3 separate regions of the Homo sapiens genome follow, and all the other regions are linked to region 1. A link is a loop called in an ENCODE intact Hi-C map of the cell type or tissue named here. Cell type or tissue: chondrocyte. All regions are shown on one strand.

Evidence for each region. A loop is a pair of places that touch in the nucleus more often than their neighbours do. Peaks named below come from ENCODE experiments on the same cell type or tissue, not always from the same donor. Only the 100,000 strongest peaks of a DNase experiment are listed, where the experiment ranks them.
Region 2: a loop joins it to region 1, with 4 times the contacts of the local background. A loop is called at or near these places in 6 of 110 quality-filtered maps.
Region 3: a loop joins it to region 1, with 8 times the contacts of the local background. A loop is called at or near these places in 2 of 110 quality-filtered maps.

What each region holds. Positions count from the first base shown.
Region 1 is chr1:3,420,732-3,428,731 of GRCh38, reverse strand. It overlaps PRDM16 (PR/SET domain 16), which reads right to left. Exons shown (of 17, transcript NM_022114.4): 13 at 2,982-3,151; 14 at 2,507-2,681. Among named protein-coding and RNA genes, the nearest start is that of ARHGEF16, 30 kb to the left of the region's middle. RefSeq lists an enhancer at 7,568-8,000. In chondrocyte, CTCF peaks have their summits at 3,645 and 3,854 (motif pointing right); DNase peaks (open chromatin) are centred at 61, 1,591, 3,111, 3,911 and 1 weaker place.
Region 2 is chr1:2,544,966-2,552,965 of GRCh38, reverse strand. TNFRSF14-AS1 (TNFRSF14 antisense RNA 1) reads left to right here. Exons shown (of 7, transcript NR_037844.2): 5 at 263-1,974; 6 at 2,235-2,393; 7 at 2,692-3,046. Among named protein-coding and RNA genes, the nearest start is that of TNFRSF14, 7.4 kb to the left of the region's middle. RefSeq lists enhancers at 1,483-2,682, 3,899-4,768, 7,381-8,000. In chondrocyte, CTCF peaks have their summits at 4,555, 4,771 (motif pointing right) and 6,016; no DNase peak of the experiment used is centred here.
Region 3 is chr1:2,639,505-2,647,504 of GRCh38, reverse strand. It overlaps TTC34 (tetratricopeptide repeat domain 34), which reads left to right. Exons shown (of 9, transcript NM_001242672.3): 7 at 1,942-2,212; 8 at 3,027-3,241; 9 at 5,610-8,000. The coding sequence ends at 6,137. Among named protein-coding and RNA genes, the nearest start is that of MMEL1, 10 kb to the right of the region's middle. In chondrocyte, CTCF peaks have their summits at 4,137 and 4,495; DNase peaks (open chromatin) are centred at 2,804, 4,188, 4,724, 5,785 and 4 weaker places.

The DNA of each region.
Region 1 (8,000 bases):
TTCACGGGGCTGCAGGACCAGGACTCCTGACAGAACTGGATCCTTCCTGATGGCGGAGGGCAGGAGCTGGTTCTGCAGGAGGCCCAGGGAACGTTCCCGCCACCCCAGGGACTGGCTGCCTATGTCCACCTTGCCCTGTTCTCATTTTCGTCAGTGACGCAGGGGCTCTCAGGACCAGGCCAGCTGGACCCGGGGACCTTGCCTCAGCAGGACGGGTCTTCCGAGGGCCTGAGTCTGAGTCCGTCTGAGGCCGGCTGTGCCCGTATGTTCTGAGGTGTGGAGAGCCTCCCTCGTCCCCACCCCTAGGGCTGTGAGAAGCAGGGCACTGTGGGCCTTGCCATAGGCGAGGGGGAGGCCCGGCCACATCTCTTTCTCTTAGAGACAGCCTTCTGTCCTGGTGGGTCTCCTGCAGTGCGGCCGGGCTGCACCCTAGCTCGGGGTCCTGGTGGGTCTCCTGCAGCGCGGCCGGGCTGCACCCTAGCTCGGGGTCCTGGTGGGTCTCCTGCAGTGCGGCCGGGCTGCACCCTAGCTCGGGGTCCTGGTGGGTCTCCTGCAGTGCGGCCGGGCTGCACCCTAGCTCGGGGTAGGGGGGCCTTGCTGTCCTCCAGGTGGTTCAGCCTCCGCACACGCTCCTGGTCCTGGGCCCACCCCGGCAAGGATGCCATTGATGAATCCTCACTTGTTCCTCGCCTGGCCTTACTCTGGGAGCTGCAGCTTAGGGGATTGTGCCTGGGGACGGGGCTGTGGGGCGTAGGTAAGGCCTGGCCTGTGGCGCTCATGGGTCTGACACGCAGCTGCAGGGAACACGAACAGCTCCCATGCGGCTGTCTCAGCGTGGCCAGGGCAGAGTTCCTTTCAGGCCATCGTTCCTGGAGCCCACTGGGGAATGCCGGGACAGCCTGGGGGCTGCAGAGTAGGTGGGGTTGCACTGGGGTGGAGGTGAGGCTTTTGGGACCACGGCCCAGAGCCAGCTTCTCCCCCCGCCCCTTCCTCTGAGCCCGCTCTGGGCTCTGATGGATGAAGATGCTGAGGGCCCTACAGGTGAGCTCACCTTCCTAGGAGGGGCACAGATTTGGAACGTGGCTTTGCCAGAGCCAGTGTCCAACTGCCTCCTGTGTTTATTGCTTGGATGCCTCTTTCCCAGGTACCCCCACTCTCCTAGAAGCAATGACAGGAAGACGCAGCCCTGCCCTGGAGGAGGGGATGGGCTCTGAGGGAGCTGGGGTCTCAGGGGGCTTCTTCTTCACCTACTGGAGGTGGTGGGGAGTGAGCTGGGCCCTGTGGGTACAGAGCCTTAGACCGCCCATGGCCAGTGCGGTAAAAGCTTGGGATCTGGCTCTAGGTTCTGGGCCTGAGCAAGACACCCCACTTCTGTGGGCCCCGTTTTCCCTTCTGTAGAATCAGGGGATCACCCCCTCAGGCCTCTTGGAGTTTGGAACACCTTCGGTTCTCTGCCAGCTGGCTGGTGTTAGCTTTCACAAAGGAAGCAGCCCCGCTGGGGTGTCTGAAGGCTCCCCCAGAGTAAGTGAGGCCTACGGAGCCCTGGTATCCCAGGTTGCACAGAGCATGCGCCGACATTCCTGGATCCGAATTCCACCATCGTTCTGCTGCTGTGTGTCTAGACGCACGTGCGCCCATGCGTGTACATGTGTCTCTAGGTGTACGCACACGGCTGTCCGTCACGCATGTGTATGTGCACACACTGTCCATGTGCATGTACTTGCATGTGTGCATATGCGTGTGTGTAGATCTAGGCAGGCATGTTTATGCACGCACATGTTATGTACACGTGTGTGCATGAGTGCACGTGCATGCCCGTATTTGGGGACCTGCACGCAAAGGGCAGAGCACACAGTTCCTGGACTGCCCATGCCCAGACCACAGCCCTGTCCCCAGGCACGTCCTGCCCTGTCCCCAGGCACGATCCCCTAAACTGCAGCTCCCAGAGCAAGGCCAGGTGAGGAACAAGTGAGGATTCATCAATGGCATATGTATACACATGTATACAAACGTGCATCTCTGTGTGCATATGTGCATGTGAATGTGTACATGTACACGGGGCATACCTATGTGTGCATGTGTGTGCGTGCATGTGTACACATGTGTATGTGTGTACATGTGTGTATAAAGGTGCAGCATTTTGGTTTGGAAATCTTTAGTGCCTCAGATTAAATCAAAATGTCCTTGAGTGTCAGCGGCACAGCTGAACTTGTGCCCGGCTCGGTCACCTGGCTAGTGTTTTGCACACACATATGTTAACAGTGAGGTCATAAGCCCAGGGGTGCTTACTCTCATGACTCTCCAGGTGGAGGAACTGAGGCAGACAGCGCAGCTTCCCCAGGTTCCCAGAGCCCAGGGGCCTCACCCTCTGTGGTGAGGCCCCCACTGCGCCTATCTGGATGTGTTAGGGGCTGGTGCTGGGGTGGAGGTGCATGTCCTCTGAGGGTGGCCACGCAGGGCTGTTGGCCGGGTCCAGACTTTCCCCAGCCCGCGATAGTTTTCTTACCGTTTCTCTGTTCGCGTTGATGCTTGGTTCATCTCACTATTGGCAATAAAGTTTCTGATTTCCGAGAAATAAGAGTCTTCTTTCTCGTCTAAAAGTGCGTGGTTGTCCGACTCTGAGGTGGGAGAGGACGCGCTGGTCCCCAGGTGGTTCGTGAGGACCCCGGGGTGCTGGCTCACTGCGGAGGGGCGGGAGCATCAGGGGGCGGCCTCTCGCTGGACCCCTCCCTCCGTGGGGCAAACCAACCGCGAACGGGGTACACCTGGGGTGCTGTTAGGGAGGCAGGTTTCTTAGGGACACCGGAGAGCACGAGGTTCTCTTTAATGACCACGGTTTGAGGGGTGCCTGTTGGCTTCCTGAGGGGTAGTCTGTGGCCCTCTTCCCTGCCCGGCGCCCACTCCCCTGCTGTTCCCCCTCCCCCTCTGTGGGGCCTGCCCGTGTGGGTGCTCTGGGGGCTGCCCCACCCCGCGTGGCCCACCTGGTGCGTTCTCGTGCTCGTGCTTCTTGAGGTGCCGGTCCAGGTTGGTCTGCTGCCCGAAGCAGCGGTTGCACAGGTGGCACTTGAAAGGCTTCTCCTTGTTGTGGATGTTCCGGACGTGCCGCTGGAGGTTCGAAGAGATGCTGAAGGAGCGGTCGCAGTACTTACACCTGGAAGGGGCACACGCGCTCCTCAGTGCAGGCCCCGGCTCTGCATGGCAGGCCGGGCCACAGAGGGTGGGGGGAAGGGAGCCCGCGCCCCTGCCCCGTGCCCCGTGCACAGCTTTGCCCCGCCGTGTCCCGGAGGTTGCTGGATCTCCCAGCTGCAGAGCCAAAGGCATCCTGGGGAAGCTGTCCCTAGAAACAGCCCCGGCTTCAAGAAGCAGGGGTTCACGCCTATAATCACAGCACTTTGGGAGGCCAAGGCGGGTGGATCACGAGGTCAGGAGATCGAGACCATCCTGGCTGACATGGTGAAACCCCGTCTCTACTAAAAATACAAAAAAATCAGCCAGTCGTGGTGGTGGGCGCCTGTAGTCCCAGCTACTCTGGAGGCTGAGGCAGGAGAATGGCGTGAACCCGGGAGGCGGAGCTTGCAGTGAGCCAAGATCACGCCACCGCACTCCAGCCTGGGCGACAGAGCGAGACTCCATCTCAAAAAAAAAAAAAAAAAAAAGCAAGCAGGCGTTCACCCTCCTACTGTTCTGTGGCTGGCTGGTGGATCCCCCTGGAGTGTGCCCCGTGTCCCCTGGGCAGGCGGTGCGCCCGACCCTCCGGCGTCTCCTGCCCTCTGTTGTCTGGGTCTCCCTGGCCCCCAGGCCGCGGGGCCGGCAGGTCTGCAGCCGGAGGGCGACATGCTCCTTGCAGCCTCCAGAGGGCGGCCTTGCTCCATGGAAAGACACTCGGCAAGGCCAGTTTCCCAGCCGGAGGGGCTCCACAGACCAGCTCCCAGACCAGCTCCCTGTGACCTTCCTCCTCCACCCCTCGAGGTGGCTGGGGGCCCCTGGGCAGGCCCCACCTCACTTGGAGCCTCAGTTTGCCAGTCCATTCATGGAGGGCTTGGGGGCTGCCCTGGATGTTGCCACTTGTTGGCTGCCTCCTCTATTAAGGACACAAAGACCACACTGGCCCCTTTGGGCACTGCCAGCTCCCGGGCTCGGTTTATCTTTATTCCCCCAGGGTGGGCAGGGCTGCTGCCGGCCTGCACCGTGCACGTGGGGAAGTTGGGATGAGACCCCCTTCCTCCATCTGGCCTCCACGGCATCAGGCAGAGCAGGACTCTAACACCCTGAGTTTATCAGAGCAAGGCCCCTTGCGGCTGGAAAGTCGTCATAATGAGCGATCGAGGAGGGCTGCGTGTGGAGGGTTCCCCTCAGTGTGGGGCCCTTGGGCTGGGAGTGACCTTCACAGCCACACGTGGTGACCCTGCAGGCAGGGAAAGGGAGGGTTGTTCTCTCCCATTTTTAGAGAGCGGGGCTGAGAACTAGGGGGCCTGAGCGACATGTGCATTGAGCAGCAAGAAAATCATGCCTGAAACGAAGAGGGGGAGCTGGGGATGAGCTAAGGAGGAACCCCATGAGCTCTGTAGATGCACGTGCGCTGCCTCTGTGAAGACAGCCTCCTCCCTGGGGGGCATCCGGCGGGGGGCTGGGACTGGCTTACTGAGAGGCACCCGGCTGGGCTGGGCGACGGTGAAGGGAACCCTGACTGCATGGTTTTCAGTTGCACGTGGGTGCTTGGCATGTGCGTGTGTGCCATGCCTGTGTGTGCACACTTGTGTGTGCTCTTGGTCATCAGAACGCCCGCAGCGGTGCTCATCTGATCCCACAGGCACACACGCACTTGAACATTCTGTTTATATGATCATGCGTTTTCATATTTTGAAAACAAAGCAAGCTCCATGATGCCCATGGCACAGCACACAGAAAGTCTACCCACTGCAGCAGGATCCTGGCCGGGGGGGCCTGGTAGCAGCTGGAGACCAGGCCAGGGCCTCTGTGGGAGCCTCTGTGGAGGCACCAGGATGGGGCAGGGTTTGTTCACCCGGAGTGGGTGTGGCTGTTCTAAGCACAGTGGCCTTCGTTCCCACAGAGGACAGGACTCCGAGAGGCCCCACCCCGCCCCGACCGGTGCCGGTGGCCCGCTCCAGAGCAGCATACTGGTCACATGCCCTTGTCACATGGATGGGGACGTGCCTGGTGACACTCGGGAGTCCTGGCCTCCCAGACCGGGAGGGGCTGTGTGGCTCGGCCTTCTCGGCACGGTGCTGCCCTGTACAGGAGGGGCCTGGGCTGGTGTTTGCTATCACAAAAGCCTGGCGAGGGAGTCTGACCTGCCATCAACACACCCGCAGGGGCCTCCCCAAGGCAGGAAGCTTCAGTCCCACACCTTCCGGGTGCTGCTGCCGGGCCCAGGAGCTCAGCATTCCCCACGTGCAGGGGCTGCGGCCGTGAGAAACTGTCCTTGGAATCTCAGAGCCTGCGAGTCTCCCCCAACTCCCCAGGCTGCCTGGTAAAACCTAGCAAGTCTGAAAATGGGTCCCCTAGAGAACGGGAGGCAGTCCTGGGAGAAGGGCACTCCTCTCCCACGCCTGGCCGAGGCATATCCCCATCCCACTTCGTCCCAGCAAACTTCCCTGGTGCTGCCCTAAGGCTTCATCCACTCAATTCCTGAACCTTCCAACCTTTGCCGGAGGCCAGGCTCACTCTGGCCTCTTCAACAGTAGACAGGAAAAGAAGCATTGGTGATCGAAGTCCCTGAGCTCCCCGAAGTGACCCTCAGCCTTCTCTGCTCCTGATCCCAGGGGCCTGGCCTGTGGGCTTCTTCTCTGGGAGCCCCTGCTCCTGCCCGGGTCAGCTGAGCTGCCTCCGGGCACCCGGGTCCCAGCGTCTCCTCCCACAGCCCAGTGACAGGCAGCGCCCTGGCTTGGACTGGCCATCCACAAAGCCTGCCCTGGGCGGCGCTGCAGTTTTGTTTGACTCGGCCTGTGAACTCACACAAGAATAAGGCCGAGGATGGAGCCCTTTCGGCAGCAGGGTTGGAGATGCTTGGGTGCCCCCCTACCCGACGTGTCCCACACAATCTCCCAGAAAGGAGGGATTTTACACCCTCCAATGCATTTTCTCACATCCCCCACCCTGACACATCCTTAGACTGGAATGGTGGTGCCTGGCCCTGGGACCGCCATGCTTTTGAGGCTGACTGACTGCTGAGAAAGGACACACTGGACTCTGCGTCTCCAGCCCGGATGCAAAGCACCTGCCAGTCTGAGCATTCAGGCTCTGCCCAGCCAGAGGCTTCCCACCCAGCTGGGGCCATGTGCCCCTCTGGCATGTTGAGGCAGCCCAATCTGTCTGCCTGCCTGACTGTCTGTCTGCCTGCCAGTCTGCCTGCTTGCCAGTCTGTCTATCTGCCTTCCTGCCTGTCCATCTGCTTGTCTGTCTGCCTGTCTGTCTGCCTGCCTGTCTGTCCATCTGTCTGTCCACCTGCCTGTCTGTCTGCCTTCTTGCCTGTCTGCCCTGCCTGTCTGTCTGCCTGTCTGTCCATCTGTCTGTCTGCCTACCTATCTATCTATCTGCCTTCCTGCCTGTCTGCCCTGCCTGTCTGTCTGCCTGTCTGCCTGCCTGTCTGTCCATCTGTCTGTCCACCTGCCTATCTTCCTTCCTGCTTGTCTGCCCTGCCTGTCTGTCTGCCTGTCTGTCCATCCATCTGTCCATCTACCTGTCTGTCTGCCTTCCTGCCTGTTTGCCTGTCTGTCTGTCTGCCTGTCTGTCCGCCTGCCTGTCTGTCTTCCTGTCTGTCCGCCTGCCTGTCTGTCTGCCTGCCTGTCTGTCTTCCTGTCTGTTTGCCTGCCTATCTTCCTGTCTGTCCGCCTGCCTGTGTGTCTGCCTGTCTGTCTGCATGTGTGCTCAAACACGGCTCATTCAGTTCCTGGTTTCTTTGGAAATGCAGAGACTTTTGCAGAAAGTCCACCTAATGGCTCTTGCATAAACCCTAGCAATTGTGGATCCGAGGTAAGAAATGGGATTGGAAAAGAAGCTTGTTCATAAAACTGGAGAGCAAGTCCCTTGTGTGAAGCTCTGGGGCCGGGGAGAGCCACGAACAGGGCTGTGCGTTCAATTTGGTTGCAGAGAGCCCTGAACGTGGCCCTCTCTTGCTTCTAATCTAAATAAATGGCCCAGACAGAGAAGTCCATTTGAAATTTAGGGGAGCCGTGAGCCCAGGGCTGCGAGGGAGCAGAGTTCTCCGAGCAGCTGGGGTCTGCGTTGTAAATAAGCTGACAAGCGGCCAGTGAAATTGATGGTCTCACTGCGTAAAATAACACGCCCGTGAGCTCCAAAAGGAAGGAGAACGTGCAGGGTAGCCTGGCCCTGGTGCAATGCGGAGGGCCTTGAGAGGACCTTGCTGTGACCGTGCCTGCTGCACTCCCAGAGAAGCCATTGGCAGGGGAACAACAGAGTATGGGCAGGTCAGGGGGGGTGGCCAGGGCCCCCGAGCCCCTGAGCACTGGGCAGCGGCATCCTTCCTAGGATCCAGTGAGGTCTCCTGCAGCCACTACAGGGGGATCTGCTTTTGGTGACTGTAAAAGTGAGGGAAGAGGAAGAAAGAAGAGATTTTGAAACCCAGCCGTAAAAATACAACTAAAAAAGAAAGGACATGCACGGGCCGCGTGCAGCCCCCGATGGAAGCACAACTGTGCCTCCCTTGCACGCTCCAGCTTCACACAGAAGGCAGGATGGAGCCTGGGGAGATGATGGAAGCACACGGCAGACTAGGGAGTCAGCAGCCCTGAGGCAGGAATCTCGGTCCCAGCAGGAGTCCCGGGCAGCCCTGCTCGCATCCAGGCTGTGACTCCAGGCTCCACTGGGCAGCCTCCCAGAGAGACCCCCGGGCCGGCTGTCAGGACGAAGACCAAGGAGCAGCCCCTCTCCCCACTCCCAGTTCAATTTTCATGCTTCTCCAACCCAAATCCCGCAAAGCCTATATGCTTAACTTTTTTTTTAAGAAATAAGACTGCCAT
Region 2 (8,000 bases), 880 kb after region 1:
CTGTGTCCATGATCAGGACACTCACACGCACCCAGCTCGCGCCCTTCCTTCCAGACATTCGAGCTCTGGAAGCTCACAGTCACCCTAGCTTAGTGCACAGCCACAGGCCAGGCACCTTCAACATCCCCACCTTCCAGGTGAGGAAACCGAGGCACCGAGAGCTGGGGGCCAGGCCAGGGGGTCTCCCTGGGGGGAGCAGAGGAGTGTCGGACCTCAGAAGAGGCTCTGGGGGTCTGAGCCGCCACCGGGCGCTGCCTTCCAGGTTCAGCAGGGACAGAGCTCAGGGGGAAGGCACCTCCCGTCCTGGTTCAATACATGGACCCCTGACCCTGGGAAAGGGACTGAGCCAGGGGAGGCCTCAGGTCACTGCACCATGAAGTTGTGGGGAGCTGCGGGGGCCTCTGGGCTCCGAGCTGGGCAGGCACAGCGTGGGGACCACGTGCCGAGGGGAAGAAGCGTGCCAGGGTGGACGTCTCAGTGCACACGCAGGAACATGCAACGGCTGAGCCAGCCCAGAGAGGCAGCGGAGCGTGTGCGGGGCGGCCGGCGGAGGAGCAGCAGGATCCCAGGCGGGAGCGCACGGCCTTTTCGGAGGCAGGTTCCAGGACAATACTAAGCGTTTACATCATTGCACTATTTGATCCAGGAGGTCCCACTGTGGCGTTTCATCGATAAACGCACATGCGAGGTGGAGGGTGGCTGGTGTGGAATGTGCCCGGCAGCCTTCATAGCAAAGGAGAATTCTAGAACCAACCGAAGTGCCCCTCTGAAGGGAGCTGGTCCCGTCCGTTCCAGCCGCCGTGGAGTAACACAGCCAGCAGTTTCCCTCCTGCCACGAAAGCTCGAGACTGAAACTCAGGATGAACTGTTTTCAGCCCGGGTCACCCCAGCCCTGGGGTGGAGGCCCATTGAGGATGGCCGAGCAGGGGCGGGCATCCAGGCAGGTCCAGCAGTCCTGGCGGGCTGAGGAGAAGGAGGTCAGTGCTCAGGGAGACATCCGCAGAGGGACCTGGCAGGCAGAGCTCCAGAAGGGAGGGAACTGCACAGACAGAAAGCTCCAGAAGGCTGCCTGAGGGCCTCTGAGGCCTCCGGAGTCAGGCGCCATGGATGTGGAAGGTGGACTCTTCAGCATGGATGGGACCCTAGGGGGCTGTGGACCCCCGGCCCCTGGGACTCACAGGTGGGAGACAGGAGTTCCAACCGCCAGGGGGAGAGTCCTGGAGGATCCTGGGCTGTTGGCAGCCACCCAGCAGGGCCCGTCCTGGGAGTGGGGCTGGACTCTTCCTGCAGGAAAGGCTGGGCTGGACCTGCTCTGAGAGGCTTCAGAACCAGCCACACGAAGACCAAAGTGAAGAGCAAGGAGCTGAACTCCACGCAGAACACAGCGCAGCGTCCTTTAAAGGAAGGCCAAAAACAACCCAACAAAAATGCCAGGTGATCAAAGCGGTCACAGCACAATGTCCACATCCAACGAGAAATTGCTACTACGTCCAGACGCAGGGAAAGGTGGCCGTGGGAACGTGAGTCAGCAGCAACAGGCCCAGAAGGGCAGCCACGGTGGACTTGTCAGACGTGGACCCTGAAATGACAATCACAGCATGATTTCAGGCAGGAGCCTGAAATGGTACAGCTTTGGACATCGGTTTGGCAAATTCTTTTAGAGAGAAACACACACCTTCCCTAGGACCCAGCAACTCCACTCCTAATAACCAAGTGAAATGGAAGGAGTTGTCCTCAGCAAAACGTGTGTGCGGAAGTTCACAGTCACTTTCTCGGTGATAACCAAGAGCTGGAAACCACTGCAACACCCACCAGCAGGTGAACGGATTAACACACTGGGCTAGGGCCACACAATGAGATGCTCCGTGGCAACACAAAATGAACCGTGGACACACACTGCACGGCGGATGAATATGCAGACATCAGGCCACGTGAAGGGAGCCAGGCCCCGAGGCGCCACGCTTTGTGATTCAGGTGAAATTCTGGGACAGGCAGATCTAACCTGCAGGGAGAGAGAGGTCAAGGATGATGGGGCCAGGGCTGGGGAGGGGTTGGGAAGGGGCTCATGTTGCTGGGGTGTCAAAACAAAGCAAAGGGCCACAGACTTGGGGGCTCAAGAAATGGAAACACAATGGTGTCATGGTTCTGGGGGCTGGAAGTCCAAGATGCAGGGGCAGGTGGGGTTGGTTCCCTCCTGGGCCTGCAGATGGTACCTGCTCCCTATGTCCTCACAGGGTGGTCCCTCTGCGCCCAAGACCCGGCTGCCTCCTCCTCTTCCTGGCTGCAGGGAGTGCTTGTGTCTGAAGAACGCCAGGCTGGTGTCCCCAGAGGGCGGCTGGAGGGGCTCAGAAACCATTTTCACCTTCTGTCTCCTCCATGTCTGCACTGTTTGGGTTTGTACCCGCCTGTGTCGCTTTTGCACGGGAAGTGAGATGGAGAGACACGTGAACCACCATTGCTGGGGTTCCAGCATGGGGCCCCAGGGGACCCATGGCTTTCCCAGAAGGAAGCTCTGCCATTGGACAGCCGGTCTCAGGCTGCTGCACAGGCCCCTCCCCGCCCTCAGCCCTGGCCTGCGGGAATCAGGAAAGGGTGGGGTCCAGCTGCATTGCGAATGGACTAAAGCCACTGATTTGCACACTTGCCAATGGCTGAAATGGTCAATAAAACGTCATGTACCTTTTGCCACAGGAAAGAAAGCACGCAGCCAAAGAGCGCAAAGAGGCTCAGAGGAGGCCCGGGTGCCCTGGAGAGACGCTGCGTCCTGACGACACAGCATCCCTGTCCCGCAGCGGAGATTTCCCAGATGAAGGATTCCCCGGCGGGAGACAGGGCCCTGCACACAGGTCCTCTGCCACGCTGCTCACCATGCCTGTGTGTTATCTCCCCATGAAAAGTCACCTAGGCCGAGCATGGTGGCTCACGCCTGTAATCCCAGCACTTTGGGAGGTGGAGGCGTGCGGATCATCTGAGATCAGGAGTTTGAGACCATCCTGAGTAACATGGTGAAACCCCGTCTCTAGGAAGAATACAAAAATTAACTGGGCATGGTGTCAGGTGCCTTGTAATCCCAGCTACTCGGGAGGCTGAGGCGGGAGAATCGCTTGAACCTGGGTGGCGGAGGTTGCAGTCACAGCGTTTGCAGCGAAGCGGCTCCCAGAGCTGGGAGGAAAGCCCCGCCTGCAGCCAAGCTCCTGCTCCACCACCCCAGGTGCAGAGGGGCTGCCCCAGGCGGGGGACTCCAACTCCCTCTCAGCCAGGGCCAGGCCTGTGGGGTCCGGGCCTTCTCAGGGCCGAGGCCTCACTGCCCGAGCACGGGCCCTGCCTGCGGCAGTTACGCGGATGGTTCCTTTTTAAACGCAGGAGCTGCCGTCATCTTCTCTCACTCAGTGGTCATCACGGAAAGTGAAAACGACGGTGCTGCTCCTCCCACGGAGGAGAGACAAGCTCACAGGTGGGGAAGCCAGACCCTCGAGGATGAAGTGGGGGGCACAGCCCTGTCCTCCCTCAGATGCCCCAAGATAGGCCAGGGTGGGAGAAGGGGGCACCTGTCCCAGGCACTGGGTGGCCGCTGCCCGGCAGAGGGTCTCTGCCCCCATCAAAGGGAAGTGGAGGCCCCCAGGGTAGATTCTGTTTGGCCTGCATTTATGTAGCACCTACTTTATGTCTGGAAGTCGGGGGGCCCATGGGCAGGATCTGTTCAGCCCACATTTATGAGGCACCTGCTGTATGCCTGGCAGTGAGGGTGGGGCCCCAGGGGCAGGCTCTGTTCAGCCCACATTTATGAGGCACCCACTATATGCTGGGCAGTGGGTACAGGGATGGCTGCCCAGGCTGGCCTGTCCCACGGAGGAGAGACAGGCTCACAGCGGGGAAGCCAGAACCCCAAGTGTGAAGTGGGGGGCATGGGATCAGAGGCGGCCCAGACCCCATGAGCTGGGGCTGCACCAGGCACAGAAAGAGCAGTGGCAGCGACTCATGGCTTCAGGCTGCTCAGGTCCTGCCTGGGCCGACTGCAGGAAAAAACAAGGACTTCCGCCTCCCTGCGGTCCCTCCCCTACACCCGCCCACGTGGCCAGGACGTGAATGTCACCATGGGGACTTCCGCAGGGCCTAGTGCTTTCCTTTTTGTTTTTTGTGTTTTGTTTTTTTTTTTTTGAGTCTGGCTCTGTCACCCAGGCCGGAGTGCAACAGCGCGATCTTGGCTCACTGCAAGCTCCGCCTCCTGGGTTCACGCCATTCTCCTGCCTCAGCCTCCGGAGTAGCTGGGACTACAGGCGCCCGTCGCCATGCAAGGCTGATTTTTTGTATTTTTAGTAGAGATGGGGTTTCACCGTGTTAGCCAGGATGGTCTCGATCTCCTGACCTCGTGATCTTCCCGCCTCGGCCTCCCACACTGCTGGGATGACAGGCGTGATCCATCGCACCCGGCCAGGGCCTGGTGCTTTCCCAGACAGGTGACTGCCCGTCTGGTCTCGGCTTCCCCTAAGCAACATCCCAGGATCCTGCGGAAAGACCCACCCAGGCCTGGGCCTTCCCTGCTCGGTGCAGGGCTGTGGGCGCGACCCCTGGCAGCAGGCCAGGACGTGGGGGGCCGCCCTGCCAGAGCTGGGACAGGGCCAAGGGACCCTCCACCTCTGAATTTGCCTTGGGAGCTGAGACTTCTGATGGGAGACCTCAGACCTCTGTCTGTCTCTTCCTCTGTCTCTTCCTCTGAGCCACAGGGGCTGCAGGTCCAAGCCTTTTGCCTGGACAGGCCGCTAGCCACCAGGGGGCAGCAAAATCCAGGCCCTGCCTCCCCGGCCGCAGGTGCCACTTCCTAGAACCTGGGCTCCCTGTGCCATCACCTGCGTGCCTAACCCTGGGTGTGCATTTGGGGCCACACTCACTGCAGCCCTTTAAGAATCCACCCCCTCCTCCCTCCCCTCCCCCTGGGAAAACACAAGGGCTGCCCTCCATGGTCTGGTTGTCAGTGAGGGACACGGGGCTGGGCCCAGACACTAGAATAAATTATTCGGGTAATACATGGTTCGATGAGGGGCCAGGTGAGCCCGTGGGGGTTGGGCAGCCATGGTCGGGTTGGATCACGGTCCAAGGCCGGCCCCCACTGCTGCAGGGCCTCAGCCCACTCTCACTTCCTGTGTCTCTGTCATGGTCCCAGAGTGCAGGAGCCCCGTTTGCTCATCTCTAAAATGGAGTCATGTCGCTCTGCCTCCCGAGCTATTGGGAGGTGACTGGCGGACACTCCCACAGGTGGCTGGTACACAGCAGGGCTCACAGGGGCACTGGACAAACCGGGGCTCCCCCAGATTGCTGTGGGCAGGGAGGAGCTGTCCCCAGCTCAGAGCAGCCCTGACGGGCTTTCCAGCAGGGGCCAGGGTAGAGGCCAGCGGGGCAGGGCCCCAGCCCAGGGAGCCCCGAGCTCCCTGCCCACGTCTTGAGCAGAAGCCTCCAATCTCAGGGGCTGCAGTCGGCCAAGCTGTGGGCCAGAAACTCAGGCAGAAATTGCAGGGCTAGTGCCTTTATTAAAGCTCCATGGAGGGGCAGCTCCAAGGCCTGCACGCCACAGTTGGCCGCCATTGCCCAACTGACACAGCACATCCCCCCCGCAGTGCCTCCACAGCCCCACACCCCGGGGCAATTAGCACAGGGCCATGCCCTTCCATTGCGCAGCGTTCACCCACCCCACCACCACTTCAGCATAAACCGTGGAGTCCTTTCCCAGGCTGGACGGAGCCGGGGTCCAGCTGCGGGGCCTGGCTGGGGAAGCGCTGCCCGGCTGGGGAGGCGCTCCCCAGGCCCTCCCCACACACCTGCCCCTCCCCGCCGGGCGCATCCCCACCTCCCGCTGCCTCAAACCGCCTTCCTAACAACACCCTTTCCCCAGAGCCCCACCTCCAATATGTAGACTGGCCGCTCCCTCCATGGGAGGGGCTGCTCAGCCCACGCCCCGCCCTGGCGCTAGGCACCAAGCAGGAGGGGAACGGAAATCCTCTCTGGTTCGCTGGGAGATGGGGAGCCTGGCAAAGTGGCCACCAGGGCGTCCACCGGGTCCCCTGTGGGCGGGGTTGCTGGGCGCTGCTCCTGGGCAGAGGCCGAGGTCTCTCCGGCCCGTTGCTCTTCATTCACCGTGGCCTGAGACTCCCCAGTACTCGGTGGAGGGAGAAGGCCGGAAGGCTTCCCGGAGGCGGCGCGCCAGGCCTTCCCTGAGGTCCATCCGCGGCGCTCTCGGCGGCCCGGGCTCCGGGAATGAGGTGGCTGGTGAGGCCCGCGGAGTGGGAGGCCGGTAGGACGCGCGTCCTGCCCAGCGCAGGCGACAGACACCCCTGCCGCCACCCCCGCCAGGCTCGCCGGGGACGTTTCCTGTTCTGTCCCCAGCTGGGAGCTGGGCTGGCACCGCACGAACTTCTCGGACAGCAGGGAGAGCAGAAAGGTGGCAAGGAGCGCCCACCCGCCCCTGCCTGGCCCCGCAGGAGGGCCCTGCGCTACCGCCGCACCGCCACGCTCTTCACTCTGGAGCACCGGCCTCAACGAGCGCGCGGGGCGGAGGGCGGCCGGGAGGCGGCGGCGGCGCAGGTGGTGGAGGCGTCTTTATGGGCGCCAGGCAGTGGTGCACGCTTTCCCACGCCCGGCAGCCAATTGGAGGCCAGGGCCAGAAGAAGCACGGCCCCGCCCCCTAGCTCCGGGCCGGGCCACCCCCACCCCCACCCCCCTCACCCCCCACACCCCCCACTCCCCGCTCCCCCCGCCCCCGGCCTCCAGCAGGGCGATGTGGGTAGGCGTGGCTGGGGGGTCACGTGGGACCTGACCGGGAGGAGGAGCCTGCCCATACGTCCCTCCGTCAAACCTGCTCCCTCCCTGTCCCCAGCTTTCCGACCACCTGACCTGTCCTCCATCTGACAGTCTTCCAGCCTGGCCAGGAGCAGCCCCAGCCCAGGCACCTGCCCGGGCCTGGCCTCCTCAGGGGTGAGGACAGGGGCCGCAGAGGCAGCTCCAGCTGTGGAAGCAACAGGGAGACAGGCCAGGGAAGGGGCTGAGCCGCAGCTACTGCACAGGGGGGCCAGGGCCACTGCTCCAGGAAGCCCCCACCCTCCTCCTGCACTTCCTGATAATCCAGGCCAGCGGCCACCTCCCCCAGGAAGCCCCCGACCCTTCCCTCCCCTGGGCTGGCTCTCATATTAAAAGGTCATCCTTGGAGGTGCTCTGGGCAGTTAATTCCAGGCAGCAGCCCCACACCCCAGCTTCTCCAAACCTGGTATTTGTTAACCAGCCGCCCTTGGGGGTCCTTCCATCAGCCTTGGGAGGCAGCAGTGCTGTCCCACACCTCAGACAAGGAGACTGAGGTCCAGGGAGGAGGCCTTACCCAGCTCACTGCCCCACCAGGTCCCTCTCCTGCCCCCTACACTGACAGGGTGGGCTGCTGGGTGGGCAAGAAGATGGTTGCAAAGGGTGTGAGAGCCGTGCAGGCCAGACTTGGAAGCAAGGAAGGTGCCAGCCCTGGGGACTCATGGCCAGCGTGTGGGGGCGAGCAATGGGTAGTGTGACGGTGGAGGCACGGCGCCAGGCATGGTAGTGGGTGCCTGCAGGGTCCTCCTGAGCCATCCTTTACCCAGGCACCCATGATAAATGACAGGCCCAGGAAGGGTGCCAGTCTCGGGCCAAAAGAGAGGGGGTAGCAGCTGGCCTGGGTGGCTGCACAAGACTACCCCTATGCCCTGGAGACCTCCTGCCCCCATGGCCAGAAGGGAGGTGCCTCCCTGTCACGAAAGTCCTGCTGGGGGTGGCCAGGTAGGCTGTGGCTGCCGCTCCGACAGCCCCGCCTGCCTGAGGCCATGAATGGCCGGGAGCCTTTTGTGGGTGAGCAGCTGGCTGCCGGCCCTTTCTGTGGGGCTGTGGGAAAGTCCTCGGGCCAGCCTCTCACAGCCTCTCAAAGCCCGGATTATCTCTGGGTCTGCAGGACACCCTCTCAAGGACGCCCCCAGCATGCTTGGGGGCAGGGA
Region 3 (8,000 bases), 780 kb after region 1:
CCACCACTATGCCTGGCTAAGTTTTGTATTTTTATTGTATTTTTAGTAGAGACGGGGTTTCACCATGTTGGCCAGGATGGTCTCGATCTCCTGACCTCTGGATCTGCCCACCTCAGCCTCCCAACATGCTGGGATTACAGGCGTGAGCCACTGCACCTGGCCTCTAAAAAACTTTTAAAAATTAAAAAAATAAATGAAGAAACCTTCAGTGACCGGTGGGACAATTTCAGGCCATCTAGCATACATGTGATTGGACTCCCAGAGAATACGGAGAATGAATGGGACAAATATACACAGGTATTTGAAGAAATAACAGCAGAAAAATTCCCAAGAAGCTCAACAAATCCCAAGAGGAAAAATAGAAAGAGAACCACCCCTAAGAAGGCACATCTTGGTCAAGTTCCTGAAAAAAAAAGATAAAGAGAACATCTTAAAAGCAACCAGAGGGGTGAACAAATGACATACAACAACACGAATGACAGCAGATTTGTCCCAGAAACAATGGAACCCAGAAGACAATGGGACAGCACCTTTAAGGCACTAAAAGAAAAAAGTACCAAGCCAGAATTATCCATCTTGTTAAAATGTCCTTCAGAAACGAGGGTGACATTAAAGACCCGTTAGACAAATGGAAGCTGAGAGATTCGTCATCAGTGAATGACACCACAGCAGATCCTGAGGGAAGGTGGTGAAATTGAAGAGAACTGATGCCTGATAGAAATTCTCTGCTGGAAGAAATGAAAAGCATCTGCAAATACAAAATGATGTATTTATTTCTTCTTTTAATTTCTTTGAACAAAGCTATCTAAATTAAAAACAGGCCAGGTGTGGTAGCTCACACCTGTAATGCCAGTACTTTGGGAGGCCAAGGTGGGAGGATGGCTTGAGACCAGAAGTTCCATACCAGCCTGGGCAATATATCAAGACCCCATTTGTACAAAAAGATTTTAAAATGAGCTGGGTGTGGTGGCATGTGCCTGTGGTCCCAGCTACTCCGGAGGCAGAAGTGGGAGGATCACTTAAGCCCAGGAGCTCAAGGTTGCAGTGAACCAAGATCATGCCACTGCACTCCAGCCTGGGCAACAGACAGAGACCCTGTCTCAAAATATATATATAATTAATTCACTTGAAATAATGCACTATGTGAGGAAATGCATCGCTCAGTGTAGGACAACGATAACACAAAGTATGGGAATAATGGAATTTACTGCTGTGGGGATCTCACATATTAGGTAAAGTGGCCCCATATTAACTGTACATAGACTGTGGTAGGGTGCTCACCTGGGAGCTGGGGGCTTGTTCATAGCTGTAAGGCTACGTATTGTAATCCACAAGGCAATTGCTAGAAAGATAATATAAAGAGGCATAGTTAGGGCCAGGCGCGGTATTGTGCACCAGATGGGCTGGGCACCCTCCTTCCACTGCTTCTGGGAGTTACGGGAGAGCAGTAACTGGGCTTTCTACCCTTCCGGCGTCCCCAAGACCACAGGCACTGGGAGCAGCACCCGGATACCCAAGGAGCTCCAGCGTCCCCCACTGTGAGGTGACAGATGCCCCTGTGGGGAGGGACAGGCGTGGAGGGAGCCAGCTACAAGCTGGGAGAGCGAGGGACCCAGGGAGGGCTCACAGACCGCAGGCAGCCTCAGGAGATGGAAATTAGCAGCGTTTGGCCTCAGAAAAGGGGTTCTGAGCCTGACAACTTTCAGAGTCAAGGTCAGTGAGCTGAGTCCCCTCAAATGCTAACCAGAATCAGGAGGGATGGTAGGAGGCTGCAGCCACAGAGAAGCAGGAAGGGGCAGGAAGCTGGGTGTTCAGACCCTCTAGGACCCCAGGGAGAAGATCAGGGAATGAGAAAGACAGAGCCAGTCCTCCTACTCTGACCCTCTGCCCAGTTTCTCTACTTAGGACAACTCTGCACCCGCCCGCCCTCCCTCCTTGCAGGAAGCCGTGGACGACATCGTCTCTGCTCTGAAGCTCGGCCCCGGGACTGTGGTCCCTGAGCTCCGCTCTCTGAAGCCGGAAGCCCAGGCCCTCATCACACAGGGCCTCTACTCCCACTGCCGGGCCCTTCTGAGCCAGCTGCCAGACACTGGGGCCCCTCTCGAGGACAAGGACACCCAGGGCCTCCTTGCTGTGGGGGAGGCGCTGATCAAAATCGACTCAGGGCAACCGCACTGGCACCTCCTCCTGGCAGACATTCTCATGGCACAGGGTATGCGGCGGCCCCAAGGTGGGAAACACGGGGTCTGGGCTTCTGTCCCCGCTCCTCTGACCTCTGTATCCTGTTCTGTAAAAATGGAAGAAAGAGACCCGGACCACAACAGCTTCCAAGGTCCCTTCCACCCCAAATCCCATGACCTCTGGCCCTGCTCCCTGTGTGAGGCCTGGCGTTCAAAAGGCTCTCCTCTGCTTTACCCGGGTGGCTCTTTGCTTGCAATGGAGGAGAAACCGAGGGGTGATCTTGGTCTTTGAAAGGTCTTGGACCCTCAGCCCCCTCATTCATCCATGCACCTCCAGTCGTTGTTTCTCGGGCACCCACGGGATGGCAGGCCCTGTTCCAGGAGGAACTGTCAGAAGCCCCATGGGCCGACATGCAGGCCCTTCCCGCGGATTTCCACATCCCCCTGGTGATGTGGAAACCACTTCACCACTAATTCCAAAGGGGAGCTCTCTCTGCAGTCTGCATTTGCCCACCAAGGGCTTCAGGGGCCCCAGGGCTGCTCCCCACATGCCACTCTGCGCCAGCAGGCCCAGAGTTTGCCTCTAGTTGCCCGGGAGAGAAAGCAGCCCCTTGTAGTGCCCACGGTGTGGTAGCTCAGCATCATGGAGTGGGGTCAGAGGTGAGTCCCTGTGACCTGCCTGGAATCACGGTGCACCTCTGCTCCCAGCTCCTTCTTCCTGGGCTGAGCCATCATCAGCTCCCCGCAAGCCAGCACAGGGCAGGGAAGGAGCGGCCAGCGAGTCTCAGCTCTCTCGCACCTCTGCCCAACCCCACACACTGACTGTCCCTCCTGAATCCCTGACAGGCAGCTACGAGGAAGCTGGCACCCACCTGGAAAAAGCCCTGCACCGTGCCCCAACGTCAGAGGCAGCCCGGGCCCGGCTGGGCCTGCTCCAGCTCAAGAAGGGAGACGTGCCAGGGGCTGCAAGGGACCTGCAGAGCCTGGCCGAGGTGGATGCCCCGGATCTCAGCTGCCTGCTGCATCTCCTGGAGGCCTCGGAGCGGCAGAGCCTTGCCCAGGTGCCCAAAGAACCCCACAGATCTCCCACCCCAACCTTCCCCAGCACACAGGCATGAGACCCCCGGGCCCACCACTGGGGCAGCCTTTCTTCACTCTCTGCGGTTGGGTTGATTTCAGTTAGGTTTGGGGTGGGGTGGGAGGCACCCACTTCTGGCCCAGGAAGACGGTCTCTGGCCACCTTAGCCCTACAACCCCACCGACCTCTCAGCCTCTTTGTATGGGAAGTATAAGCCACAGGTGACTTGGGTGCAAGAGAGGGAAGAGGACCTTGCCCTCAGGGCCAGACTGAGCCAGCCAGGGGCACCTTGCCCGGCAGGAAGCCCACCCCAAACCCATGGCAGGCCGGGAGAAGGCACGTGGGGACAAGGCAGGCTGGGAGGCCAAGAGCACAGCAGGCTTTGGGGTCCCAGAGGCAGAACTACACCCCAGTGGGGCCTGGGCAGGATTTCACCTCCTTAATGCTTCCTGACACCAGCGGGTTCTAGCACTCCGGGGCCACTTAGGAAAACAGAAACCACACTAGGAAGAACAGGGAGCTCATGGCGGAGTCGGGGCTACACCAGTGTAAGGGGCAGTTCGGTGCTGCAGAGGGGGCGCCGCTGCCCCCCCCGAGCTGAAGAGCAACGCTGAGATTGGGTTATCGGGACCTAGAGGAGGCGGCCGGGCTGGGCGGGGTGGGGTCTCAGAGCTCCCAGAGGGACTGGGCGTTTCCAAGCCAGGAGGAGGGGTCTGTGCTGGGGTCTTCGAGGTGGGAGCAGGGCCTGGCAGGGGGCGGGAAGCCTGGCTGGGGCCATGGTCCCGGAGCCCAGAGGAGGCGGCTAGATGGGGTCTCCTGAACGGGGGTCACCGAGCCCGGAGGCGGGGCTGGACGCGGGTCTCCGAGGCTGCAGAATACGGCTGGGCTGCGGCGCCAGGAGGCGGCTCCCGGCACAGGCAAGAATCTGCAGGACGCGAAATGGTTGCCTGGAGACGGGGACCCACCCGGAAATGAGCCAACAGTGGTTTCGCCCCGCTTCCTGCGCCCCGCCCCTCGGCAGGCGGCCCCCTCCGGGTGGCACTGCGCCTGCGCGGCCCGAGCCGCGGGCTCAGGGGAGTCTGGGGTCGGATTGAGCGCCCTTCCCCACTGGGGCGGCCTGGGGGCTCCCGGGGTCCGACAGCTGCTCGGGGCCTCGCCCTCCTGCTGCCATGGACCCGGCCCAAATGTGCGGGTCCTGCGCGGGCCGAGGCTTCACTACCACCCCGGGCCGTGAACTACGGGTCGGGGTCAGGTGCCTCCGCCCGGAGAGGGGCGGTCCCGCGGGCCGCACCGCAGGCGAGGGACGGGGTTTCGAGCCCCTGCCCTGCTCAGCGCCGCTCACAGCTGGCAGAAGAGGCCACACTGTGCCCTGCGGGAGCCCAGCAGCAAAGCCGGGGCCGTGGGACCCCCTCGCTCCCTGCACGGACCCCGGGCGTGGGCCTCGGCTTCGCCCCGTGCGGCCAAGCCTGGCGGGGTCCTGGGTGCGCTGCGCCCCCCGGGGGAGGTAGCGTCGAGGACCGCCGGGCTGCTGGAAGAGAGGCAGCGCCAGCGAGAAAGGCGGGGCCTGCACCTTGGCGTGTTCCTCAGGCAGCGGGGAACCCCTGCAGATTCTTGAGCGGAGGAGGAGCCCAGCGAGGCGAGCGGATTTCTGGTCGTGGTTGACTCTGTGAAAAAACTGGGTCAGAGATGAGGCGATTGGGCCTGGGTGGGCTCAGGAAAGTGCCCGGGAGGAGTGGGGGGGGCAGGCAGGCCTGGCCAGCAGCAGCCCACAGCACAGGCTGTGCCCTCCGTCCAGCAGCCCCAGGGAGAGGGGCTAGGGTGCACGTGCTCAGAGGCCTGGAGCAGCCTTCAGAAGGTGGGCAGAGTGGAAGGGCTGGGCAGCAGCCCCCTCAGAGGGCCCGATGGAGAGGTGACTTGGCCCAGAGGGACCGAGGGAGGAGGCCGGTGTGGTCACCCAGTCAAGGGAACCTGGGCCCAGCCGGTGGGGCGGTAGGGCTGCCAGGAGGGGACCATGAGGAGGTAAATCCAGGTCCCTGATCCGAGGCCCAGGGAGAAGAGCAGTGGGCAAGGATGCCAGGCCTTGGGCCAAGGGTCGGAACAGCACTTTGGCAGGTTCCAGGGCAGTGGGAATTGCAGGGAGGGGTCCTCTACCCTGGGTCCCCCTTCCTGCCCTTGCCCATGGTCAGCCAGCCCCTCCAGAAGCAGCGGGCAGCTCCTGTGCAGCCCAGGGCCCCGCCATCCCCAGGGAGCCAGCAGAAGCTGGCTGTGCAGAGGACCTCTGCAGGGCAGGGGCGGCCGGGCTTTTGGGGCTGACCCCACTCTCCCTGCCTCTCTCTGTGTCCTCTGTGCAGGCGGCGGCCCAGGAAGCCGGCACCCTCCTGGACGCAGGGCAACCCAGGCAGGCGCTGGGCTACTGTTCGCTGTCTGTCCTGGCCAGTGGCAGCAGTGCCTGTCACCTGCGTCTGCGGGCCACCTGCCTGGCCGAGTTGCAGGAGTTTGGCCGGGCCCTTAGGGACCTGGACCATGTGCTCCAGGAGGCGCTGGGGGATGGTGACCTCCCAAGGCGGGCAGAGGACTTCTGCCGTCAGGGTCGCCTGCTGCTGAGCCTGGGGGATGAGGCGGCGGCCGCAGGGGCCTTTGCCCAGGCCCTGAAGCTGGCGCCCTCCTTGGCCCAGAACAGCCTGTGCAGGCAGCCAGGCCGGGCCCCCACTGCACGCATGTTCCTTCTCCGCGGGCAGTGCTGCCTGGAGGAGCAGCGTCACGCAGAGGCCTGGACGGCGGTAGAGAGCGGCCTCCTGGTGGACCCCGACCACCGTGGCCTGAAGAGACTGAAGGCCAGAATCCGGAGGGAGGCATCCTCAGGCTGCTGGCTACAGTGACTGGGCCTGACCCTCTCCCAGCCCTAATCACGGGGCCACCCTAGCATCTGCACCTGATGTCCAGGCCCAGGGGTGTACCCAGCTCCCTAAATCGGGGAGGTACCTGCCCTGCCCTCTCCACACCCCCTTCCCAGCCCTCCCCACACACCCCTTCCCAACCCTCCCCACAACCCCCCTTCCCAACCCTCCCCACAGCCCCCCTTCCCACCCTCCCCACACACCCCTTCCCAGCCCTCCCCCTTCCCAGCCCTCCCCACACCACCTTCCCAGCCCTCCCCATACCTCCCTTCCCAGCCCTCCCCATACCTCCCTTCCCAGCCCTCCCCACACCCCCCTTCCCTGCCCTCCCCACACCCCGCTTCCCTGCCCCAGCATGAGTCAGTGTTGGACAGCCAGCCTCACACCTCTGCCTTGGGAAGGACAGGGGACAGCTTCCTACTTGCATGAAGGGACCATCCTAGAAGCTTCACAGTCCCTTCTACCACCAGCAACCTGGTCCCTGCAGTTGGGGCCCTCTTGGCCCACACCTGGGGCTCAGACCTTGAAGAAGCAGCCCCAGGTCTCGTCCCTGGCCTGGGATCCTACAGGTTGGACAGGTTTGAGGCCAGACTCCTGGGGCCCTTGGGGAGATGGTACCAGCCCCAGAAGCCCCTCCCTGGGTGTGAAGCTGCGTTTTGCTTGGACCCTGAGCCTTGGGCCAGCCTCCAGTAGAGCCTGAGCCCTCTCCAGAGACAGAGCTCCCAAATGGGCCCAGCCAGCCCATACCCCAAGCTGACCTTTCAGGGTGCTTTCATGGGGGCCCTTCATCGAGAATCCAGTGTGCTGGGGGTAAACTTCCTCCCTCCTCCACAGGCCCCTCCCTTCCAAGCAGAGGGACCACCGAGGGGCCCTGATGAGCACAGTCCCCAGGCTCCCACCAGACCTGTCTCCCGAAGCTGCTGGGAGGTATCAGTGCTTCCACAGAGCGAGAGAACAGCTTGTTCTTATACGTGCGTTAAATGTCCCCAGGCCTTGCAGCTGCCAGTGAGCTTGGGGACTTCTGGGTGGGGCAGAGGCAGCCAGCCTTTGCCCATCACTGTGAGTGTCACAGACTGAGGCCTCAGCCCGGGGCTTTCTCTCATGGCCATGGGCGAGAGACATGCTGGGTGAGCTGACTCGGTGCAAAACGTGCCCCCAAGCCCTGCCTGACTTCACCCTGGGGAGACAGGGCCACGACCCCCCCTCCTGGCTTCTCTCTCCTCCTGGGCACTTGCATTTGTCCCATTTCTGTCCCCTTCTCTGCCGCTTCCTTCCATGGTCTTGAACCCACAGATAGACCCCCTGCCTCTCCACCCACTTCGCTTCTGGGATCATCTGACGAACCCCAGTCCAGGGGGTCAGGCAGGGAGGGGCCCTATTCCTCGCCCTGCATGGAAGTGGGGCCCCCAGGCGGCAGGTGCAGGGCTGGGTAGCCCCCCTCCTCCTCAGGCCTCACCCACTCCTCAACCCCCATGCACCTTCATCAGCTGGCACCGCCTATGTGTCTCTGGCCACAGGGGTCTGGGTAAAGGGTCAGTGCCTCCCACCTTGAGTACCTCGGGGATGGGCAGCCCACAGTGGGAGAGGGCCCTGACAGGGACCTTCAGCCCCGCTCCTCGCCTTCCCCGCTCGGAATCTTCACGCAGTCCCCCTCTTCCGGGGTTCCCCAGCGCAGGCACCAATTTGATCCATCTTCCGCCTGCCAGCTCCCCATCCACCCTTCCCTCCCTGTCTTCACCCGTGTGCTCAAGGACTCAACAAACACCTGTCAGCAGCCCAAGAGCTAAGTTCAGGGACACGCAAGTTCCTCGGGTCAGGTGGGCCAGTCGGCACTGAGGCAGAGGA